Regions from separate parts of the Homo sapiens genome. Here region 1 is linked to region 2. A link is an interaction called in ENCODE POLR2A ChIA-PET data of the cell type or tissue named here. Cell type or tissue: OCI-LY7. All regions are shown on one strand. Each heading gives the region's core, and the rest is flanking DNA. Links, peaks and the distances in the headings are about the cores only.

Region 1 (11,328 bases), core at 2,869-6,868, 370 kb before region 2:
CTGTCACCCAGGCTGGAGTGCAGTGGCACAATCTTGGCTCACTGCAACCTCTGCCTCCTGGGGTTCAAGTGATTCTCATGCCTCAGCCACTCAAGTAGCTGGGATTACAGGCATGTGCCACCATGCCTGGCTAATTTTTGTATTTTTAGTGGAGATGGAGTTTCACCATGTTGGCCAGACTGGTCTTGAACTCCTGGCTTCAAGTGATCCACCTGTCTCGGCCTCCCAAAGTGCTAGGATTACAGGTGTAAGCCACTGTGCCAGGCCAACCTCTTTTCTTTATAAATTACCCAGCCTCAGATATTCCTTTACAGCAACACAAAAACAGACCAAGATACTGAGTATCTGCAGAACTGTCACTACTAAGCTGGGTGGCCTTGGCCAAATCACTCAACTGCTCTAGGTCTCATTTTCCTGAAACACAAGAGAATGAGTCTACATGCACATTTCTTAATATTGTTGGCATCAAGGACAGCTTTGAAAATCTGATGAAATAAATCTATAGACTCATCTGCTCAGAAAAATGCATATTGTGCCTAAATATTGAAACCACCTTTGCAAAATTGTGACTGAGACAGTGAAAGAGGTCCAATTTAAACGACTCCATCTTGCCTCTAACCTCCAAGCTGTCCTTGTTCATTCCTGGACATAAGCTGAACTAATTTTGGGAGGAACTTAGTTTATAGTTTAAAACAAAGAGAGGATAATAGCCCTTTCCCGTAACAAACTTCCTTCTTGCCTGGGGACTAAACTACTAACATTCGCCACAAGATTAGAAATTATGGTTTACTAGTCACATAGCTGGGCACTACAAGATTCTGACCCTCCCTAAACTGCTCCTAAGATCAGTTTAGGGATGTTTTGCAGACTCTACCCTTGATGTATCAACCAGCACCACCCAGATCAAGAAACCAACCCATCTGACCTTGTGACCCCCCCACCCAGGAAATGACTCAGCACAAGAAGACAGGGACGCCCCATGATTTCACCTTTGACCCAACCAATCAGCACTCCCCAACTCACTGCCCCTCCCCTCCCACCAAATTGTCTTTAAAAACTTTGATCCCCAAATGTTGGGGGAGATTGATTTGAGTAATAATAAAACTCCAGTCTCCTGCTCAGCCGGCTCTGCATTAATTATCCTTTCTCTATTGTGATTCCCGTCTTGAGAAATCGGCTCTGTGTAGGCAGTGGGTAAGGTGAACCCATTGGGCGGTATTTTTTGTATATCTGAAAGGGACAAAACTATGAAAATATAGGTGACAAACATTACTCATCTTTTCACATTCTGAAGAAGATACTGTATTTGCTCTACTTTCCTCAGGATCTTTGTTAAACAGATCAGGAACTTGTAGAGAGGAGAACTGGACGTAACAAGAGAGGCTGGATTGATTTACCTAAGAAAGGTCAGGGCGCTGATGTAGAAGGTAAGAATAGATCTGGGGTAGATAAAATGGACTTCATCAAAATTACAAAAGTGAAAAACAACCCATGGAAAGAGAGAAAATATTCACACGTCATTTATCTGACAACGGACTTGTGTCCAGACTATGTGAAGAGCTCTTACTAACTCAACAATTAAAAGACAAATAACTAAATTTAAAAATAGGCAAAGAATTTGAAAAGACATATCCCCAGTGAAGGTAGCCAAAAAGCTCATGAAAAGATATTCAGTCTCATTAGTCTGATTTGCCGTTAGGGAAATGCAAATCAAAACCCACAATGAGATACCACTTTACATCAACTAGGATGGCTAGTATAAAAAAGATAGACAATAACAAGTGTTGGTAAGAATGTAGAGAATTAGAACCCTCACACATTGCTAGTGGGAATGTAAAAGTGATTCAGCTACCCTGGAAAATAATTTGTCAGTTCCTGAAAAAGCTAAACATGACCTAGCAATTCCACTCCTAGCTATGTACCAAAGAGAACTGAAAAGAAATATTCACAGAAACATTTGTACATGAATATTCATAGCAATGTTATTCATAATTACCAAAAAGTGGAAGCAGCTCAGATGCCCATCAGCCGAGGAATGGGTAAACAAAATGTGGTACATTTACACAATGGAATCTTATTCAGTCATAAAAAGGAATGAGGGACTCATATCATGCTGCAACATGGATGAACCTTGAAAACATGATGCTAAAGGAAAGAAGCCAAGCATAAAAGGTTGTATTATTTCATTTATGTAAAATGCCAAGAACAGGGAAATCTATAGAGACAGACAGTAGATTAGTGGTTGCCTGAGGCTGGAAGGATGGAACAATGGGGATGCACTGCTAATGGGCACAGGTTTCTTTATGGGGTGATGAAAACGTTCTGGAATTGGTGATGGTTGCACAGTCTTGTGACTATACTAAAAATCACTGATTTGTAGCCTTTGAAAAGTTAAATTTTAAGGTACATAAATTATATCTCAACAAAAAGAATAGATTTGGGGGCACAGAGGAGAGAGGAAATGAAGATGACAAGGTCCCAGCATAAAGAGTTTTGGGAAGAATGAGAAAAGGCAGCTCAAGATATCTCTGCCTTGATGTGTGAAATGTGGGAGAGATGGGTGGGTAAAGAGGATTTTTAGGAAGCTTGATGTATATTTGGAAGATATTCCCACCTCCTTTCGTTACTTATTCTAGAAACTCCAGAAATTACATAGTTTAAAAAGGATTGTGGAATTGGATGTGTGAGTTTGTGGAATGTGATATTGAACTGGGACTTCCTTGGCTTACACATTCATTCAGTCAGCAAATGTTTATTGAGCATCTACTGAACGTCAGGTCCTGTTCTGTGAACCGTGGGATGCAGCGGTGAATAGGACAGAATGAAGTGTTACCCTCCTGGAACTCATAGTCACGGTGCGGAGCTCTGGCACAGACTTGATGACAAAAGTGAATACATGAGAATTTCAGGTGGTGACAAGTGCTACTAATAAAAAGAAGGTTGAGAAAACCAATAATGAATGACAAGATTCTGAGGGCTACATTTGGGGGAGTTCATGGGTACTTAAAGCCTATAGATTTAGAGACCTTAGATTTAGAATCTTGGATGAGACAATCTCTAAATATCCCTTTTATCTAGAAAAAAAACCCCTGTAACTCATGGATCAGACATGAAAGATGTAAAAGTGACATCTCCAAATTAAAAATAGCTAATATAAAATGTGAGTAATTTGAAAACTGCCAATTTGGAATTTATGCTAATGTAAAGAGGGGCTGGGCTGAGATTTAGTTTTATATTTATCCATAAAAAAGATTTGGCAAAATAAACAATGTTAAAGTCCAACCGCTTAACTAACTCCCTCAGTCAACTCACAGGCATTTCCTGAGGGTCTCCTGTGTCCAAGGAACTGAGATGACACCAAGAGGAGGCACTTGGCAGATGCTAAAACTGGAAGGACCTTGGGTGATGATGTAATAACGACTTCAATCCCTTCACTGTGCAGAGGAGGAAACTGATATTCAGAAGCCCAAGGGATGTGGCCAAGTTTCCACAGTTTGCTAATCACAGAGCTGGGATTACAGTTCAGGTGCCCTAATTCCAGGTTCAGTCAGAAGCATTAATTTGGAAATAATTGTCATGTTAATGGAAGATTGTCTATTTACTAAACCAAGGACCTAGCATCCCCTCTGAAACAGCATATTACTTCTAATTTCTGCTTCTACCCATTAATAATAATGAAACAGTATTTTGTTCATTTTTCCCCCTATTTATTCAGGTTCTTTATGAAACAATACATCACTTCTTAATTCTATTTTATCAGTTAGCAGTAATGATTGGCTGATTTTTTTCTTGCATTCAGCATGATATTCAGAAGCATTAGGAGTAGGAACATCATTTAGATACAGCCCCTGACTTCAAAAAGCTAAAAATCCAGAAGAGAAAATAAGACATGTTCACACATCATTATAATGTAGGGTAGATCTTGATGCCACCATGAGAGAGCCACCATTGACACCAGGTTCCCGAGGAGCCAGGTCACCTCTGCTTGGGTGAAGGGGAAAGCAGGAAAATGTATTCTGACTTTACAAAGCTTTAGAGAAATAAAGTCTGGAGTTCATTAAAAACTGTTCAAATCTTTGGGCAAGGAAAAGCATATAAGCTGCAAGGGAAAAATAAGCAATTTCCTTAAAGCCCCCCAAACAATCATTGTTTAACCACAAGGCACATTTTTTAAATTGGATACTGAGATTTTTAGAAGACTTAAGCAATACTCTGGGCAAATATCTATAACTGCACTCAAGTTGACATCCATTACACCTACACTTAGACTAATGTTAAAACACTTTAAAAAATTCAGTTCCCTCTAAACTGATACCTTTTGCTGTCATGGTTTCAGTTGCAGCTATAATTGTGTAAGGATCTGCTGAAATGACAGCGTTACATGTTTTTAATGAGGCTTGATGGTTTGTGATAGAATAAATACTTCAACATAAAACCAAATTCAATTTTATTAAGTTATAACTTACATACAGTAAAGTGAGGGGGTTTTTTTGGTTTTGATTTTGGTTTTTTGTTTGTTTTAAGACAGGATCTCACTCTGTGACCCAGGCTGGAGTGCAGAGGTATGGTCACAGCTCCCTGCAGCCTCAGGCATCTGGGCTCAAGTGATCCTCCTGCCTCAGCCTCATGAGTAGCTGGAACCACAGACACACACACACACACATGCCTGGCAATTTTTTACAGAGATAGAGTCTATGTTGCCCAGGCTGGTCTTTTTCTTTTTCTACTTCTTTTTCTTTTTTTTTTTTTTTTTTTTTGAGACAGAGTCTCACTCTGTCACCCAGGCTGGAGTGCGGTGGCACGATCTCGGCTCACTGCAACCTCCACCTCCTGGGTTCAAGTGGTTCTCCTGCCTCAGCTTCCTGAGTAGCTGGGATTGCAGGCGCACACCACCATGCCAGGCTAATTTTTGTATTTTTAGTACAGACTGTCTTGAACTCCTTAGACCTGGGCTGAGTAGCTCACACCTATAGTCCCAGCCTCCCAAAGCGCTGGGATTACAGATATGAGTTACTTAGCCCAGCTCTAAGTGTGTTTTGATGAATGGAACACTTTCTGTTGTGATCCTCACAGTTAGCTATTAGCACACTAAAGAGCTGCAAAACTGAACAGAGAGAAGCTGTCTAGGAATCAGTAATAATAGAAACCAAACATTTCAGCACATCCTGTGTGCTCAGGCAGTAGAGTTTGCTATTTACATGAATAACCTCAACTACTTCTTTCATTCCTACAGAAAAGGCACTTTTATAATCCCTACTTTACAGATGGAGAACCTCCAGCTTGGAGAGAAGTTTCTTGGCCAGGGTCACACATCCAGGAAGCGGCTTCCAAACTGGACTCTCCCTGAGCCAGCTCTACTAACTTGGGGGAGAATTTCGTCCCTTTCTTGCCTCTGTCACTAACTGGTTTTGTGATTTGGGGAAATGGATTCATCCTGGAGAAGGCTGGACTAACCCTCTGGTCCCCAGATGCCTCTAGTTCTCTTCCAGATCCCCACCATCCTGGTTCACAAGTGGAAATAAAACATTCTGACCAGTAGTAGCCCCAGGGCTGAAAGTCTCAGACAAACAGCTCTGGAAGTTAAAGAAACAAGCAGAAATGCCACATATGCTGGGACATAGCCCAGATTGCTCCCACGCAAACTCTTCCTTCTTTTTCCCACCCTGAGCAGCTGGCACAGTGGCCAGTACAATGCCATCGAGCAAAGTTCAGGAGGCTAAAGAAACACATGGTGAGGAAGTACATTCGGCCCCAGGCCAGCAGAACAATGTGGCCTCTATCTTCTGTTCTGGCTTCTCTGGTCTTGTCACATCTTCACAAACCATGAACAAAGAGATTTGAGTTGGCTGAGCCACCCTCGTTCTCCTGGCTTACATCACATCACCCCATTCGCTTCCTCCTCCCGCCACCCCCTCTCAGCAATGAAAGTCGACCATTGTCAGGTACGCTCAGAGGAAAGTGTATAATGAGAATGGGGAGCTGGGAATAATAAGGATGCTTATTCTCTGCAGCAGGAGAGTGAGTCTGGAGCCCTAGTTCCAAATTCTGACTCTGCTACCAAATGGCTGTACGGATTGGGGCGCTGAGATTTAAATCTCAATTTCTGCATTTGGAAGATGAGATTAATAATAACTTCAGAATGCTTCTGTGAAAACCAAGAGAGAGAGAATGCACATAAATGCCATAAGTAAATCCCAGAGTATGGCTTCCTGGCATATTTGACTTGACAGCACTGTGAGGAAAGGATTAGATTTGCACAGTGATTTGGGTAAACAGGTAAAGAGGCCCAGAGGGAGTTTTCACTGCTCTGGGACTCTGGTAGCCCTAGAGACTCCTGCTACTCCAGTCCTCTCTTGCTAACCCCCAGGATTGAGGGGTCAAAAATTCATCGCACTTGCAACATCTGTGTGTCAAGGCACACCTCTTCAGGGGCTCCATTATAAACTGTCTTACAAAAGTATGAATTGAATGGAATGATCACATTGATGTGAGTAAATCATTTTACCTCCCTTCACTCAATACTGCCTAATCACTGAGACCACGATATCATTTGTAAAAATAACCCAATGGCATATTCGGACCAATGGTGAGAGTAGGGATGCTTTTGGTTGCAAACATCAGAAAACCAGATTGATCTTGGCTATATTGCTCTTGCATAACAGGGACACCTAAGTTAGTTACTGGTGTTTGTTTGGGATATATCGATGCCAGGGTTTTGGACTGTTGTCTTCATAACTCCTTTGGAATTGCCCTCATGGTTTGCTAAGATGACCACAGACAGCTCCAAAATGATATCATCACACTGTTCAAAAGCAGGATGCAGAATCTTTCTCCTTGTGCACTAACCTCCCATCAGGCAGGAGGAAACATCTAGAAGCCCCTAAGCAGACTCCCTTATATCTCATTGGCCAAAACTAGGTCACATGGGCATTCTTGGCTGAGAGGAAGACAGAGAAAGCAAGTATCCAACTCGTTTAATGGGACACCAGCTGGGGGGATGGGAGGGGGTTTTCTGAGGAGTCAATTACTAGTGTTTGACTAAAGCTATGCAAAGTATTTCTGTTATAACTTAAAAAGAAAAGTCTCATTTCCAGATATTATCCAAACAAACTGACTTCCTATTATTCAAGTATATAAACAAAATTTTAAAAACCAGAGGATCTGCAGTTTCTACAACACCTGCCAACCCTCTACAGACATTTGGCAGCTTGGCCTATAACAGTTTGCTCAGATTTCTTAAAATAGGAATTCCCACTTTCCCCCAGGAAAGTTCCAGGATTCTTTCAAATGTCTCAGGTCTTAAGTCCAAGTTTCCTTTAAATTGCCTTTTCGCCCTAGTGCTTCGACAGTAATCTCACACTGATCACGTCATATAGAGGCTTCTACTACATTTATATCTCAACATCTTCTTGGAAGATAGTCTTTAAAATATGAAGTAGTATTTTTTGTTATTTTAAAGTATAAAATGTCAATATTAAAACCAATAAAAATATTAAAATATATTTTAACATCATCATGGGCATGGATGAATCAATCAAACAGTCCTAGCTTATAATGAAAACCAGCAGTCTTCTGCCTCACCTTCCAATCCTGCTTCCAGCGTCAGTAATTTTCAACTCCTTTTGCTTTTTCTATATGTCTACATTGCATGCTTAAACTGCTGCTTCTTCACTTTTTAATTTTAGACCTCATCTGTTAGCACTCTCCCATGCAACAGGAGGATTTGACTCCCTCGCATTCTTGCACCTATTTTTCTCCTCCACCCATCATCTCCATGTAGTTATGTCACTTTCTTTTTTTAATAAATGTTCCTTTTTACATTACATTCTGTTCTTGTTTTACTGTTGTAAAATTTTATCTTTCCAAAAATATCAATGACCATTTTCTGAAGTTTTCTCCTGCTATCTTCATCTCTCCCATGTTCCTTGTTTGGTATATTCTCTCCTGTTGAAGCCTTTCTTGAAATGTCTGGTGATTCCTGGATGTCCATTACTGTCACTAAAAGCTGAGTGGCAGCTCTGTGTGAAAAGACTGTTGGTGGGCTTCACTATGGTGTGGCAGATGGGGACCTACAGAAATTGGAACCTGGCAGGTCTTCCCTCTTCTGTTGGTCAGTTTCCCCAGAGAGGAACTCACCAGTCTCCCATTGGAGGAATATAAAAGTGGCTGCCTAGGATCATGGGAACCTAGTGTGGGAAGGGGACTAAGGAATTTACCATCTAATAGGAAGTTCCACTGAATCTGCTTTAAGGGCACTTCACCACCCCCATCCCCTTGGTTGAGCCTGGTGTCCCAGAGCTCAGAGGTTCCCTAAAATTTCCAAGAGCAAAGCTCCGGTGCCTATCCAGGTAGAGGGTGACTATGCTCCAGGAACTAGGGCAGGAAATCTGAGAGCCTGACTGCTACTTCAAGGGACTTCCCATTCCTCTCTCTGGATTTTCCCTCCACCCTCAACCTTCAGTTAGGTGGTGCCTTCCATAGCTCAGCTTCTCCCAGGTTCTGCAGTGGGAATCAGCTTACTCCTTACCGGACTTTCCCCTTCAATTCTCTCTGGCATTAAGTTTCTGCCTGTTCTGCTCTGCCAGGTCAGTTTCCACTTGTCCTTCTGTTTTCCATTTTGCAAAATAGTGTTGACATCACTTTCTCCTCTTACTCATCTCCTGTTCTCTTTGGGACTTTCTTACTTTTGACCATTTTTATTCCTTTATTTACGGAGTTTCGGGAAGGAATAAATATTAGTGCAGGCACTCAATTTATGATGTTTAACTGAAAGTAATGAATGTTTAACTTTAGGTGTCTAATTTTAGCTCAGCATATGCCCACCTACCTCTGTGTGTGTGTGTGTGTGTGTGTGTGTGTGTGTGTGTGTATTTAGAGAGTCAAGGCAAAAATTTTTATGTCTTAGGTTAAAGAAAGACTACACTTTCCAGATTTCTTGCAGCTTGCTGCCATGTGGCTAAGTTTAGGCCAATATAATGAAAGTGGAAGTGGTGTGTGCCACTTCTGAGCCTTGGCCTTAACATACAACTCAGTGCTTCTCTGGTCCTTTCCTTCCGTTTTCCCTGTGGGCTGCAATGTGGATGTGGTAGCAGCCAGCTTCAGCTCAACAAAGACAACACCCTAGGGGCTGGTGAACAGCAGGATGGAAAGGACTTGGGTCTCTAAATGAACACGTGAAGCAGAGCCACCCACCATCCTGGACCATTCGCCTCCAGACTATTAGGTAAGAAAGAAATCAGCTTCTTGGTCAGGCCTCTGTAATTTGAGGTTGTTTTGCAGCTGAGCCTGTGCTTTCATGCAACCCTGTTCAATGGCTCCCAAAGTGAGTCTATGGATAAGCTGCATTTCGATTGCCTGGGGCGATTAAAATATTTACCAATCCCAGATGCCACTCTCAGAGATGTTGATTCACTCAGTCTGGGATACAGTGCAGAAATCCTTTCTTTTTTTAACTACCTAGATTTTTCTGATACATTGCCAAGATTATGAAGCACTGACCTTGTCCAATTTACTGAAACATGTGTTCTTTACATTCCCATGTTTTTCTCCCTCCCCATTCATTTTCTCTCCGTTTCCATATTCTCTTCCTGACTCCTTTGCTAAAAGTCAAATGTAAATGTTATTGTAGCAGACAGTTTTGTTTTTCCAGAATCGTTTCACCCTGATTTTCCTTTGGGGAACCCCTTATTTTCTTTTTCTTTTTTTTTTTTTTTTTTTTGAGACGGGGTCTCGCTCTGTCGCCCAGGCTGGAGTGCACTGGCGCAGTCTCAGCTCACTGCAAGCTCCGCCTCCCGGGTTCACGCCATTCTCCTGCCTCAACCTCCAGAGTAGCTGGGACTGCAAGTGCCCACCACCACGCCCGGCTAATTTTTTGTATTGTTGGTAGAGACGGGGTTTCACCGTGTTAGCCAGGATGGTCTCGATCTCCTGACCTTGTGATCCGCCCACCTCGGCCTCCCAAAGTGCTAGGATTGCAGGCATGAGCCACCGCGCCCGGCCGGGGAACCCCTTATTTTCTATACTCAGTCTACATGGTTCAGACAAACCAGCCATCTGCATCGTACCCCTAGCTCTTGAGAGCACACTGAACTGCACAACATAGACCAGGGCAATCAGCATATTCCAACCTCTTGACCGTACTGATGGTTCATAGATGGATAAGTCAGTTTAATGAGACCCAGTCCTAGGGAAAATAAAAGCTATTCTTCCCCAGAGAATGCTGACCCGGTGGGATGTGTGCCTGCAGCTGCTGGTAGCTATCTTACCACCATAAAAGGAGTCTAAGAGTGAAGTCCACACAGTGGAGACAGGAGAGGAGAGACGGTGCAAGACTGCATTCTGATGATAGCATTTGTTTTTTTTTTATTTTTGGTTTTTTGGAGACTGAGTTTTGCTCATCACCCAGGCTGGAGTGCAATGGCATGATCTCAGCTCACTGCAACCTCTGCCTCCTGGGTTCAAGCGATTCTCCTGCCTCAGCCTCCCAAGTAGCTGAGATTACAGGTGTGTGCCACTACACTTGGCTAATTTTTTGTATTTTTAGTAGCGACCAGGTTTCACCATTTTGACCAGACTGGTCTCGAACTCCTGACCTCAGGTGATCCGCCTGCCTCAGCCTCCCAAAGTGCTGGCATTACAGGTGTGAGCCACCGCACCCAGCCCTGATGATAGCATTTGAGTATCTGGATCTGTGCCTAAATCCCTAGACTTTTCAGCATGTAACTCAATTTTTTTTTTAAGGAGGAGAGTGTCCTGACTATTAAGCATATATACATATTAGTATATTTATAATGTTATATTATTTTATTATAATTATATATGCATATATAGCTTATATATAATATAGGTTTATATATACTTATACATCTATACATACACACATTATAATTATAAAATTAACTGTCAAGTTCAAAAACAACACGTTTCTAAGTAAATGAACAGGTAACATTTTAAAGATATTTTCAAAAAGAATAATCATAGATCAACATATCTAATATATCACTCACCTGTTTTAAATAGTATTTAGGCCCAGGTGTGGTGATTCACACCTGTAATCCCAGTCCTTAGGGAAGCCAAGAAGGGAAGATTGCTCGAGGCCAGGAGTTTGAGACCAGCTTGAGCCACATAGCCAGACCCTGTCTCTACAAAAATTTTTAAAAAGTAGGCAGGTGTGGTGGTATGTGTCTGTAGCCTCACCTACTCCAGAGGCTGAAGCAGGAGGATTTCTCGAGCCCAGGGGTTCAAGGTTTCAGTGAGCTATGATCATGCCACTGTACTCCAGCCTGGGCAACACTGTGGGACCCTGTCTCTGAATAAATATATCTAGGG
Region 2 (11,328 bases), core at 4,031-8,030:
GGCAACAAAAGCCAAAATGACAAATAGGATCTAATTAAACTGAAGAGCTTCTGCATAGCAAAAGAAACTATCATCAGAGTGAACAGGTAACCTACAGAATGGGAGAAAATTTTTGCAATCCATCTGACAAAGAGCTAATATCCAGCATCTACAAGGAACTTAAACAAATTTACAAGAAAAAAAACAAACAACCCCATCAAAAAGTGGGCAAAGAATATGAACAGACATCTCTCAGAAGACGACATTTATGCAGGCAACAAACATATGAAAAAAAGCTCATCATCACTGGTCAGAGAAATGTAAATCAAAACCACAATGAGATACCATCTCACACCAGTTAGAATGGTGATTATTAAAAAGCAGGAAACAACAGATGCTGGAGAAGATGTGAAGAAATAGGAACACTTTTACACTGTTGGTGGAAGTGTAAATTAGTTCAACCATTGTGGAAGACAGTGTGGCAATTTCTCAAGGATCTAGAACTAGAAATACCATTTGACCCAGTAATCCCATTACTGGGTATATACCCAAAGGATTATAAATCATTCTACTATAAAGACACATGCACATGTATGTTTATTGCAAGAGTATTCACAATAGCAAAGACTTGGAACCAACCCAAATGCCCATCAATGATAGACTGGGTAAAGAAAATATGGCATATTTACATCACGGAATAGTATGCAGCCATAAAAAATGATGAGTTCATGTTCTTTGCAGGGACATGGATGAAGCTGGAAACCATCATTCTCAGCAAACTAACACAGTAACAGAAAACCAAACACCACATGTTCTCACTCATAAGTGGGAGTTAAACAATGAGAACACATGGACACAGGGAGGGGAACATCACACACCAGGGCCTTTTCGGGGGTGGAGGGCTAGGGGAGGGATACCGTTAGGAGAAATACCTAATGTAGATGATGGGTTGATGGGTACAGCAAACCACCATGGCATGTGTATATCTATGTAACAAACCTGCACATTCTGCACATGTATCCCAGAACTTAAACTATAATAAAAAATAATTCTGGGTTTTTCTGTGTTCTTGCTATTGTCAGTGAGTTTTGTACCTTTAGATGATTTCTTGTTGCTGATTAATGTCCTTTTCTTTCTGATTGAAGTACTCCCTTTAGCATTTCTTGTAGGTAAGGTCTAGTGTTGATGAAATCCCTCAGCTTTTGTTTGTCTGGGAAAGTCTTTATTTCTCTCACATTTTAAGGATATTTTCACCGGATATACTATTCTAGGCTAAAAGGTTTTTTTCCTTCAGGACTTTAAATATATTATGCCACTATCTCCTGGTCTGTAAAGCACTGAAAAGTCTGCTGCCAGACATATCGGGGCTCCTTGAATGTTATTTGTTTCTTTTCTCTTGCTGCTTTTAGGATCTTTTCTTTATCCTTGACCTTTGTGAGTCTGATTATTAAATGATGTAAGGTAGTCTTCTTTGGGTTAAACCTGCTTGGTGTTCTATAACCTTGCACTTGGATATTGATATATTTTTCTAGGTTTAGGAAGTTCTTTGTTATTATCCCTTTGAATAAACTTTCTATCCCTATCTATGTACCTCCTCTTTAAAGGCTGTAACTCTTAGATTTGCCCTTTTGAGGCTATTTTCTATATCCTGTTTTATTATTATATTATATATTATATAATATGCTTTATTATTTTTTATTCTTCTTTCTTTTGTCTCCTCTGATTGTGTATTTTCAAATAGTCTGTCTTAAAGCTCACTAATTCTTCTGCTGGATCATTCTTCTATTAAAAGACTCTGATGCATTCTTCAGTGTGTCAATTACATTTTTAAACTCCAGAATTTCTGCTTGATTTTTAAAATTATTTCGATCTCTTTGTGAAATTTATCTGATAGAATTCGGAATTTATTCTCTGTGTTATCTTGGATTTATTTGAATTTCAACTCGAAATAGTTATTTTGAATTCTTTGTCTGAAAGGTCACATATCTCTGTTTCTCCAGGTTTGGTCCCTGGTGCCATATTTAGTTCATTTAATGAGGTCATGTTTTCCTAGATGGTCTTGATGCTTGTGGATGTTTATCTGTTCCTGGGATTTGAAGAGTTCGGTATTTACTGTAGTTCTTACAGTCTGAGCTTCTTTGTACCTGTCCTTCTTGCGAAGGCTTTCCAGTTATTCAAAAGGACTTAGGTGTTGTGATCTAAGCTGTGCCTGCCCTGGGGGCATCCCAAGCTCAGTAGCCCTGTGGTTCTTGTAGACTCATAGAGGTACTGCCTTGATGGTCCTGGATAAGATCAGAACAAGATTACTAGACAGAGACTCTTGTTTTTTCTTCTTACTTTCTCCCAGAATCTCTCTTCCTCTCTCTCTCTCTCTCTCTCTCTCTCTCCCTGTTCTTTACTGTCCAGAGCTGAGGGTGGGTCGACACAAGCACCCCTGTGGCCACGACCACTGGGACTGCACTAGGTCAGACTTGAAGCCAGTATCACACTGGGTTTCACCCAAATCCCACCATAATCACTACTTGGCCACTAACTATGTTTACTCAAAGCCCTGGGGCTCTACAATCAGCAAGTGGCAAAGCCAGCCAGGCTTGTGTCCTTCAGGGCGACAAGTTCCTCAGGCCCTGGGTGGGTACAGAGGAGCCATCCAGGAGCCGGAGACTGAAGTCAAAAACCTTAGAAGTCTACCTGGTGCTCTATTGTACTGTGGCTGACCTGGGATTCAAACCATGAGAGTCTTTCCACTCTTCCCTCCCTTTTCCACAGACAGAGGAGTCTCTTCCAGAAGCCACCATAGATGGGAATGTGCTGAATCTCACCTAAAGCCAGGAGGTCTCAGTTTCACCCAAGGCCCACAGGGGCACTATCTGGGTATCGATGCTTGTTATTCAGGGCCCAAGGGCTCTCTAATCAGCCTGTGATGGGTCTTCCCTTCAAATCAGTGGGTTCCCTTCTGGCCCAGGGTATGTCTAGAAATGTCATCCTGGAACTAGGGCCTGGAAAGGAGGCTTCATGACTCTGACTAGTGCCCTGTCATACTGTGGATGAGCTGGTATCCAAGAACTAAGATCGAGTCCTCTTTACTCTTCCTTCTCATCTTTTCAAGTGGAAGGAAGGAGTCTTTGGAGCTAAGAGCTGTGCAGCCTGGGGTTGGGGAATGAGTGGCATACAAACACTCCCTTAGATGCCCTGGCTGGTATCTCAGTAGGTCGTGTGCCCCCCAAGTCCACTAGCTCTGAGCCCAGTTCAGCACTAGGTCTCACCTAGGAGTTGCAGCCCTTGTGGCCTAGATTACCTTTCAAGTTTATTTATGGCCCCAGAGCCCTTTAGCCTGTGGTGGCAAGCCTTGCTGGAACTCAAGTTCTAACTACTCAGATGGACAATCTCCTCTAGCTAGGGTTGGTTAAAATGCTCCCTCCGTAGGCAGGTGTTAGCTGAGTTCAGGCCAGTTTTGCTTTCTGCTGTGACAGTGCAGCACTAGTTCAATAAAATGTCTCACAGTTGCTGTGCTCTCCCTCTCCACAGTGCACAGATTCTCTATGGCAAGGAGCCACTGTTGGGAGATGGGAGTGGATGGTGTCAGCAATTCAAAACTGTCTTCCCAACCCTCTTCCAGTGCCTTTCAGTGTTATAATGTTGAAATCAGATACTGTGAGTGCTCACCTGATTTTTTATTCTTATGAAGGTTTTTTTTAGTATAGATAGTTGTTAAATTGGTGTCCTTGTCATGGAGAACGATTGGTGGAGCTTTCTATTCAGCCATATTGCTTCTCCCCTCTCCCCAAGTGTCTCTTAATGGAAAGGAGGGGAGATGGGATTTTATCCCCAGTGGACATTTGGCAATATCTGGACATATTTTTGGTTATCACAACTTGGGGAGGGGTGTTCCTGACCTTGACTCATTAGAGGCCAGGAATGCTGCTAAAAATCCTACAATACACAAGACAGCCACCTGTAACAAAGGATCATATGGCCCCAAATGTCAATATTGCCAAGGCTGGGAAAACCTTTAATACACAGCGGTGTAGTTTCTTCAGGAGCATTTGGAAGTGTGAGGAGCAATAGGCATTACTTTGGTGGTTTCAGGACTGAAAGACTGGGGAGTACCATTGGCATTTATACTGGAAGCTAAGGATTCAAAATATTTTGGAGTGTGCTATAGTCTCAGGCAATGAAGAACTGCCCAGTCTCAAATGCCAATAGCACCTTTGTTTGGAAACACTGCATACCTTTATGTCGTTTACATTTACTTTTTTGGTTTCTCCCTCTCACTCAATTACTGTGAGTGTTATGCAACCTCTTAGTTTTTCTCTCTTCTTCTGAGAGCTCATTCTATCTCTTGATTTACTCTAGTTCTAAACACCTACTGATGACAATAATGAGATTGAATGTCCATGGATGACAACACTATTTTGGCAGTCAAGATTCAACCTTGGAGTTATCCTTCAACATTTTGAAGATATTATTTTATCGTCCTTTGGCCTCCATTTTGTCTGGTGATTTTATCCATTATTTGTAATGTGTCCCTGTATATAATGTGTCTTTTTCTCTGGCTGCCTTTAAGATTTGCCACCTTCTTTGATTTGCAGTTGAATTATGATATGCCAAGATGTGGTTTTCTCTGCATTTAGCTTGCTTTGGACTAGTTGAGTTTCTAGGATCTATGGGTTGATATTACGTATTGTTTTTAAAATGTTCTTGACATGATCTCTTCACACTTTTTTTTGCCCCATTCTCTCTGTCTTCTATTTCTGGGAATCAAATTTCATATGTATTAGACTGAATGGTATTGTCAGATGCTCTGTTCTGTCTTTTTCTCCTCTCTCAGTCTTATGTTTCAGTTTGGGTATGTTCTATTGACCTGTATTTAGGTTCATTAATATTTTCCTCTGATAGGTCCAGCCTTCCATTAAACTCATCAAATGAATTTTTTATTTCTGGTATCGCATTTTTTATTTTTAGCTTTTCTTTGTGGTTCTTTTGTAGACCTTCCATCTCTCTGCTAAAACTCTCCATTTCTTCTACATGTTTTTTATCTTTTCCAATATATAGATCAGCATTTTTATTACAAAGTCTGTCTGATAATTCTGACAACTGAGCCATCTCTACATCTGCTACTATTGATTATTTCCTCTCTTGACCATGGGTCACATTTCTTGCACTTTTGGGTGACATAACTTTCACTATGTGTTGTATTTTTTTATATAGTAGGGACTAAAGTAAGCAATATTTACCTTGAGAAAAGGGCATGCTCCTCTTCTGTTGGCTTTAGAGTGATGTCTGAGTCATTCTGATCTGTGATTGAACTGGATCTGGGCTTTGTTGCAGCTTTAGCTTAATTAATTTCACCACTGGCATCACATATTTTAAAAATTGTATCAGGATTTCTTTCCCTTCAGCAGACCTTGGGATTTGAGTGCTAGAGAGATGTCAGACACCTCTGTACTTTACATCTCAGCCATCAGCTTTCAAATGATGACTTCTCTCAGCTTTATAGTTTCATTGCCAGGTTTTTGGTTAGGTGGGGATTTATTTATTTATTTATTTATTTTTGCCTCTTGGTATTTGGGGTCTTTGAGGGATCTTTTTCCAGCCTTTAGAGGGTTGCTACCTTATACTCTATAAAGTCACAAAAATGCTTCAGATAAATGCCTCCGATATGGTTTGGATCTGTGTCCCCACCAAATTTCATGTCAGATTGTAATCCCCAATGTTGGAGGTGGTGCCTGGTGGGAAGTGATTGGATAATGGGGGTGGATTTCTCATGAATGGCTTAGCAACATCCTCCCTTGGTACTGTCCTCATGGTATGAATGAGCTCTCATGAGATCTGGTCATTTATGTGTGTAGCACCTCCCCCCTCACTCTGTCTTCCTCCTGCTCTAGCCAGGTAAGACATGCCTCCTTCCCCTTTGCCTTCTGTCATGATTGAAAGTTTCCTGAAGTCTCTCCAGAAGCTGAGCAGATGCCAGCATCATGCTTCCTGTACAGCCTATGAAACTGTGAGCCAATCAAGCCTCTTTGTAAATTACCCAGTCTCGGGTATTACTTTATAGCAGTGTGAGAACAAACTGATATAGCCTCCAAGTGGTTTCTTTATTTCTCCCAGCTTTTCTGTTCCACTTTGGCATTGGTTGCTGAAAGCTCAGAATGCCTCAAATGTTTTCTTTCAGCTTTCCTGTCTCATGTACTGCTGGAAGCCTAGAGAGCCTTAGATGAATTTCTCTCAGTTCTCTTGCTCTGCCCAGGGGCAATTGCCTTGAACATGGGAGAGACATCATGTATCTCAGGAAAGATTTATTTCAGTTCTTCTGCCTTGTCTCAAATATTTAGGAAATTTCACTAATGCATTAATGAAGACCCATGGGAAAATGTTGGTAGGTGGATGTAGACTCACTCTGTGGATGCATTTCCTTGGAATTTTCATTTGTCACATCTGCTCCCACATGCCATTAAGTCTGTTGAAAATTCAGCTGAATTCCTTTTCTTCTTGCCCTGCTGTTAAGAGTAAGAGCAACTGTGGGAGGACATTCCAAGATGGCCAAATAGGAATAGCTTTCGTCTGCAGCTCCAGCATGATCAATGCAGAAGACAGGTGATTTCTGCATTTCCAACTGAGGTACCCGGTTCTTCTCATTGGGACTGGTTGAACAGTGGGTGCAGCCCACAGAGGGCGAGCCAAAGCAGGGTGGGGTGTCGCCTCACCCGGGAAGCACAAGAGGTCAGGAGATTTCCCTTTCCTAGCCAAGGGAAGCCATGACAGACTACCTGGAAAAACGGGACACTCCCACCCAAATACTGTGCTTTTCCCAAGGTCTCAGCAACTGGCAGACAAGGTGATTCTCTCCCGTGCCTGGCTCGGTGGCTCCCACGCCCATGGAGACTTGCTCATTGCTAGCGCAGCAGTCTGAGATCAACCTGCGAGGTGGCAGCCTGGCTGGGGGAGGGGAGTTCACCATTGCTGAGGCTTGAGTAGGTAAACAAAGCGGCAGGGAAGCTCGAACTGGGTGGAGCCCACTGCAGCTCAGCAAGGCCTACTGCCTCTAGACTCCACCTCTGTGGGCAGAGCATAGCTGAACAAAAGGCAGCAGACAACTTCTGCAGACTTAAACTTCCCTGTCTGACAGCTCTGAAGAGAGCAGTGGTTCTCCCAGCATGGCGTTTGAGCTCTGAGAATGGACAGACTGCCTCCTCAAGTGGGTCCCTACCCCTGTGGAGCCTAACTGGGAGACACTTCCCAGTTAGAAAGAAACAACACCTCTTACAGGCAGCTGCCCCTCTGGGACGAAACTTCCAGAGGAAGGATGAGGCAGCAATATTTGCCATTCTGCAATATTTGCTGTTCTGCAGCCTCTATTGGTGATACCCAGGCAAACAGGGTGTGGAGTGGAACTCCAGCAAACTCCAACAGACCTGCAGCTGAGGGACTTGACTGTTAGAAGGAAAACTAACAAACGGAAAGGAATAGCACCAACATCAACAAAAAGGTCATCTACACCAAAATCCTATGTGTAGGTCACCAACATCAAAGACCAAAGGTAGATAAAACCACAAAGATGGGGAGAAACCAGAGCAAAAAAGCTGAAAATTCTAAAAATCAGAGTGCCTCTTCCCCTGCAAAGGATCACAGGTCCTCACCAGGAATGGAACAAAGCTGGATGGAGAATGACTTTGATGAGTTGACAGAAGTAGGCTTCAGAAGGTTGGTAACAACAAACTTCTCTGAGCTAAAGGAGGATGTTTGAACCCATTGCGAGGAAGCCAAAAACCTTGAAAAAAGATTAGATAAATGGCTAACTAGAGTAAATAGTATAGAGAAGACCTTAAATGACCTGATGGAGCTGAAAACCATGGCACGAGAACTTCATTACACATGGACAAGCTTCAATAGCCAATTCGATCAAGTGGAAGAAAGGGTATCAGTGATTGAAGATCAAATTAATGAAATAAAGCAAGAAAACAAGGTTAGAGAAAAAAGAGTTAAAAAGAAACGAACAAAGCCTTCCAGAAATATGGGACTATGTGAAAAGAAAATCTACGTTTGATTGGTGTACCTGAAAGTGATGGGGAGAATGGAACCAAGTTGGAAAACACTCTACAGGATATTATCCAGGAGAACTTCCCCAACATAGAAAGGCAGGCCAACATTCAAATTCAGGAAATACAGAGAACACCACAAAGATACTCCTCAAAAAGAGCAACCCCAAGACACATAATTGTCAGATTGACCAAGGTTGAAATGAAGGAAAAAGTGTTAAGGGCAGCCAGAGAGAAAGATCGCGTTACCCACAAATGGAAGCCCATCAGACTAACAGCAGATCTCTCAGCAGAAACCCTACAAGCCAGAAGAGAGTGGGGGCCATTTTCAACATGCTTAAAGAAAAGAATTTTCAATCCAGAATTTCGTATCCAGCCAAACTAAGCTCCATAAGTGAAGAAGAAATAAAATACTTTACAGACAAGCAAATGCTGAGAGATCTTGTCACCACCAGGCATCCCTTACAAGAGCTCCTGAAGGAAGCACTAAACATGAAAAAAATAACTGGTACCAGCCACTGCAAAAACAGGTGAAATTGTAAAGACCATAGATGCTATGTAGAAACTGCATTAATTAATGGGCAAAATAACCAGTGAACATCATAATGATGGGATCAAATTCACATAAAACAATATTAACCAAAAAAAAATATTAACCTTAAATGTAAATGGGCTAAGTTCCCCAATTAAAAGACACAGACAGGCAAACTGGATAGAGTCAAGACCCCAGTGTGCTGTATTCAGGAGACCCATCTGACATGCGAAAACACACATAGGCTCAAAATAAAGGGATGGAGGAAGATCTACCAAGCAAATGAAAAGCAAAAAAAAGCAGGGTTTGCAATCCTAGTCTCTGATAAAACAACTTTAAACCAACAGAGATCAAAAGAGACAAAGAAGGCCATTACATAATGGTAAAGGGATCAATTCAACAAGAAGAGCTAACCATCCTAAATATATATGCACCCAATACAGGAGCACCCAGATTCATAAAGCAACTCCTTAGAGACCTACAAAGAGACTTAGACTCCCACACAGTAATAATGGGAAACTTTAACATCCCACTGTCAGTATTAGACAGATCAATGAGAAAGAAGGTTAACAAGGATATCCAGGACAACCAAACACCGCATGTTCTCACTCATAGGTGGGAATTGAGCAATGAGATCACTTGGACACAGGAAGTGGAACATTACACACCGGGGCCTGTTGCGGGGTGGGGGGCTGGGGGAGGGATAGCTTTAGGAGAAATACCTAATGTAAATGATGAGTTGATGGGTGCCATAAACCAACATGGCACATGTATACCTATGTGTCAAACCTGCACGTTGTACACATGTACCCTAGAACTTAAAGTATTACAAAAAAAAAAAAAAGAATAAGAGCAACTGTGGATCTCTTCTCTCCTAAAAAGAGCCTATCTCTCTCTGGCATTTGGTTCTTTTAGGTTCTTTGCATCCTCCACTCTCTCTTAAGTTTTAAGAAATATGATTTTGTACTTTTTCTAGCTTGATTTGGTTATTAGGATGACAATTATGGTCTATTTTGCCTTTGTTTGCCCTAACAGGAAGTGAACATTGAACTGGAATTATCGTTGAGGCTCCTTTCTCTTCATCTCTGGCCCTCAATAGTCTAACAATTCTTCTCTTTAACATGAGTCTCACGACTTTTGGAATGAATCCTCATTATATCAGAGTAAGGATTAGAATATTAGCTTGGCCTTACTGGTAGTCTATCTCTAGTCAACCTCTCCCTCCTTCAGTCCCTCTGTCGTGTAATCTAGTCCCTCCATGATTTGGGTTCCTCAACTGCATCACATCTAAATGAGGCAGTCTATAGGCTGGCCCCACCTCTTTTATATAATTTTTTTAAAAAATAATATCCTAATTTTATTCCAGTGATATTGAATGGTTCATATATATTTGGGAGGGTGGAAGAGCCAGGTTGATGTCACATAGCCAAGAAAATGCTCCAAATCCCACTGTAGTGATCTGGTGGAAATATCATGCTTACCACCACTAGACTCTGGACAGCGCATCTTGGGCCTCCAGTATCAACACTGATACCGAATGTTGCTGCTGCAAACTCACTATGGCTGTCCTCACTGCCTCCTATTGCCACAACTGAGTCTGCATAGTATTCATTTATTCATGCAATAAATATTTACTGATTGTCTACTATAGGACAGGCTCTCTTCTAGGGGCGGTGGAAATATGAATAAATAACCAAGACTTCTGCCTTTGTAGAGTATATATTCTACCCAAGCAACCAATTTATCCAGTTTGTCTGAGACTTTCCCAGGTTGTGCACCAAAAGGGTTGCATCCTGTGAAAGCCCTAAGTTCAATAGAAATTTGAAAGAAGAATATTCCAGGCAAAAGAAACAGTGATGAACTTGAGGTGAGTGAGGCCCTGTTATTAGGGGAATATCAAGGACCACAGTGTGGCTATCATGAATTGAGAGAGATTTAGGCAGGTTAATAACATTTCCAAGTCTCTGTTTCTTCATTAATAATTTTGGAAGAAAAACAGACAATCTTTTGCTAGTAACTGGGAAGGATAAAAAAGTCAGTGTATTCAATCACACAAAGGACTTTGAATAGTAAGCATGACTCAAGGATCCCTTTGGCCATCTCAGCAAAGCCAAGAATAGAGATTGGATTTCCCAGGATGGAACTGTGGAGGAACCTCTTGTCTAATGGACTGAATCTCTTGTGACATACTTAGAAGACCCATGATGTTCTTGAGAATGTCATGCCATCAAAAACACTGCGAAGTGGGTATGAAAGGGACAGCAAGGGGACAGAATGAAAGAAGGCTGTCAGACTCCCCACATTTTACAGGCTGATAAACTACTAAGTTGAAAAACTACTAAGACTGATAAACTGGCAGATAAAACTACTAAGCTACAAACGTGTGTTACCCTTCATGAAAAAGGAAGGATGACTCAGCACAGAACAATAAGCCCAAACTGTGGAGTCATTTCTCAGAGGAAATTACGCCAGGGAAATATGTAAGTTGTAAAAGTTTTATTAAAAAATAAAACAAGACTTAAATACAGCCTTGAAGACAGGGAAACACTTTCAACATTAATTAGAATAGATAGATTACATTCTATATTGCAAAGTCTTAAAACTAAAGTTCTCAATTTCAATATCATAATAAAATATACTCTGCCTTATTAAAAACCTTTTATTTCCTTTTCATAGTACACTATGTGATATATATTTGACAAAGTGTAGCAAGATGTCTACTTAATATTCTATTCTTTTTTTTTTTTTGATGGAGTTTCTCTCTTGTTGCCCAAGCTGGAG

What was found. Peaks named below come from ENCODE experiments on the same cell type or tissue, not always from the same donor. Only the 100,000 strongest peaks of a DNase experiment are listed, where the experiment ranks them.
Region 1: POLR2A ChIA-PET joins it to region 2 with 5 read pairs; 2 of 35 experiments call an interaction of 5 or more read pairs at or near these places.

Annotation. Positions count from the first base shown.
Region 1 is chr2:222,728,583-222,739,910 of GRCh38, reverse strand. No RefSeq gene overlaps it. Among named protein-coding and RNA genes, the nearest start is that of MOGAT1, 63 kb to the right of the region's middle. RefSeq lists a silencer at 5,527-5,821 and an enhancer at 9,135-9,254. In OCI-LY7, for the core only: no CTCF peak of the experiment used is centred there; a DNase peak (open chromatin) is centred at 5,140.
Region 2 is chr2:222,364,067-222,375,394 of GRCh38, reverse strand. No RefSeq gene overlaps it. Among named protein-coding and RNA genes, the nearest start is that of RNF228, 50 kb to the right of the region's middle. In OCI-LY7, for the core only: no CTCF peak of the experiment used is centred there; no DNase peak of the experiment used is centred there.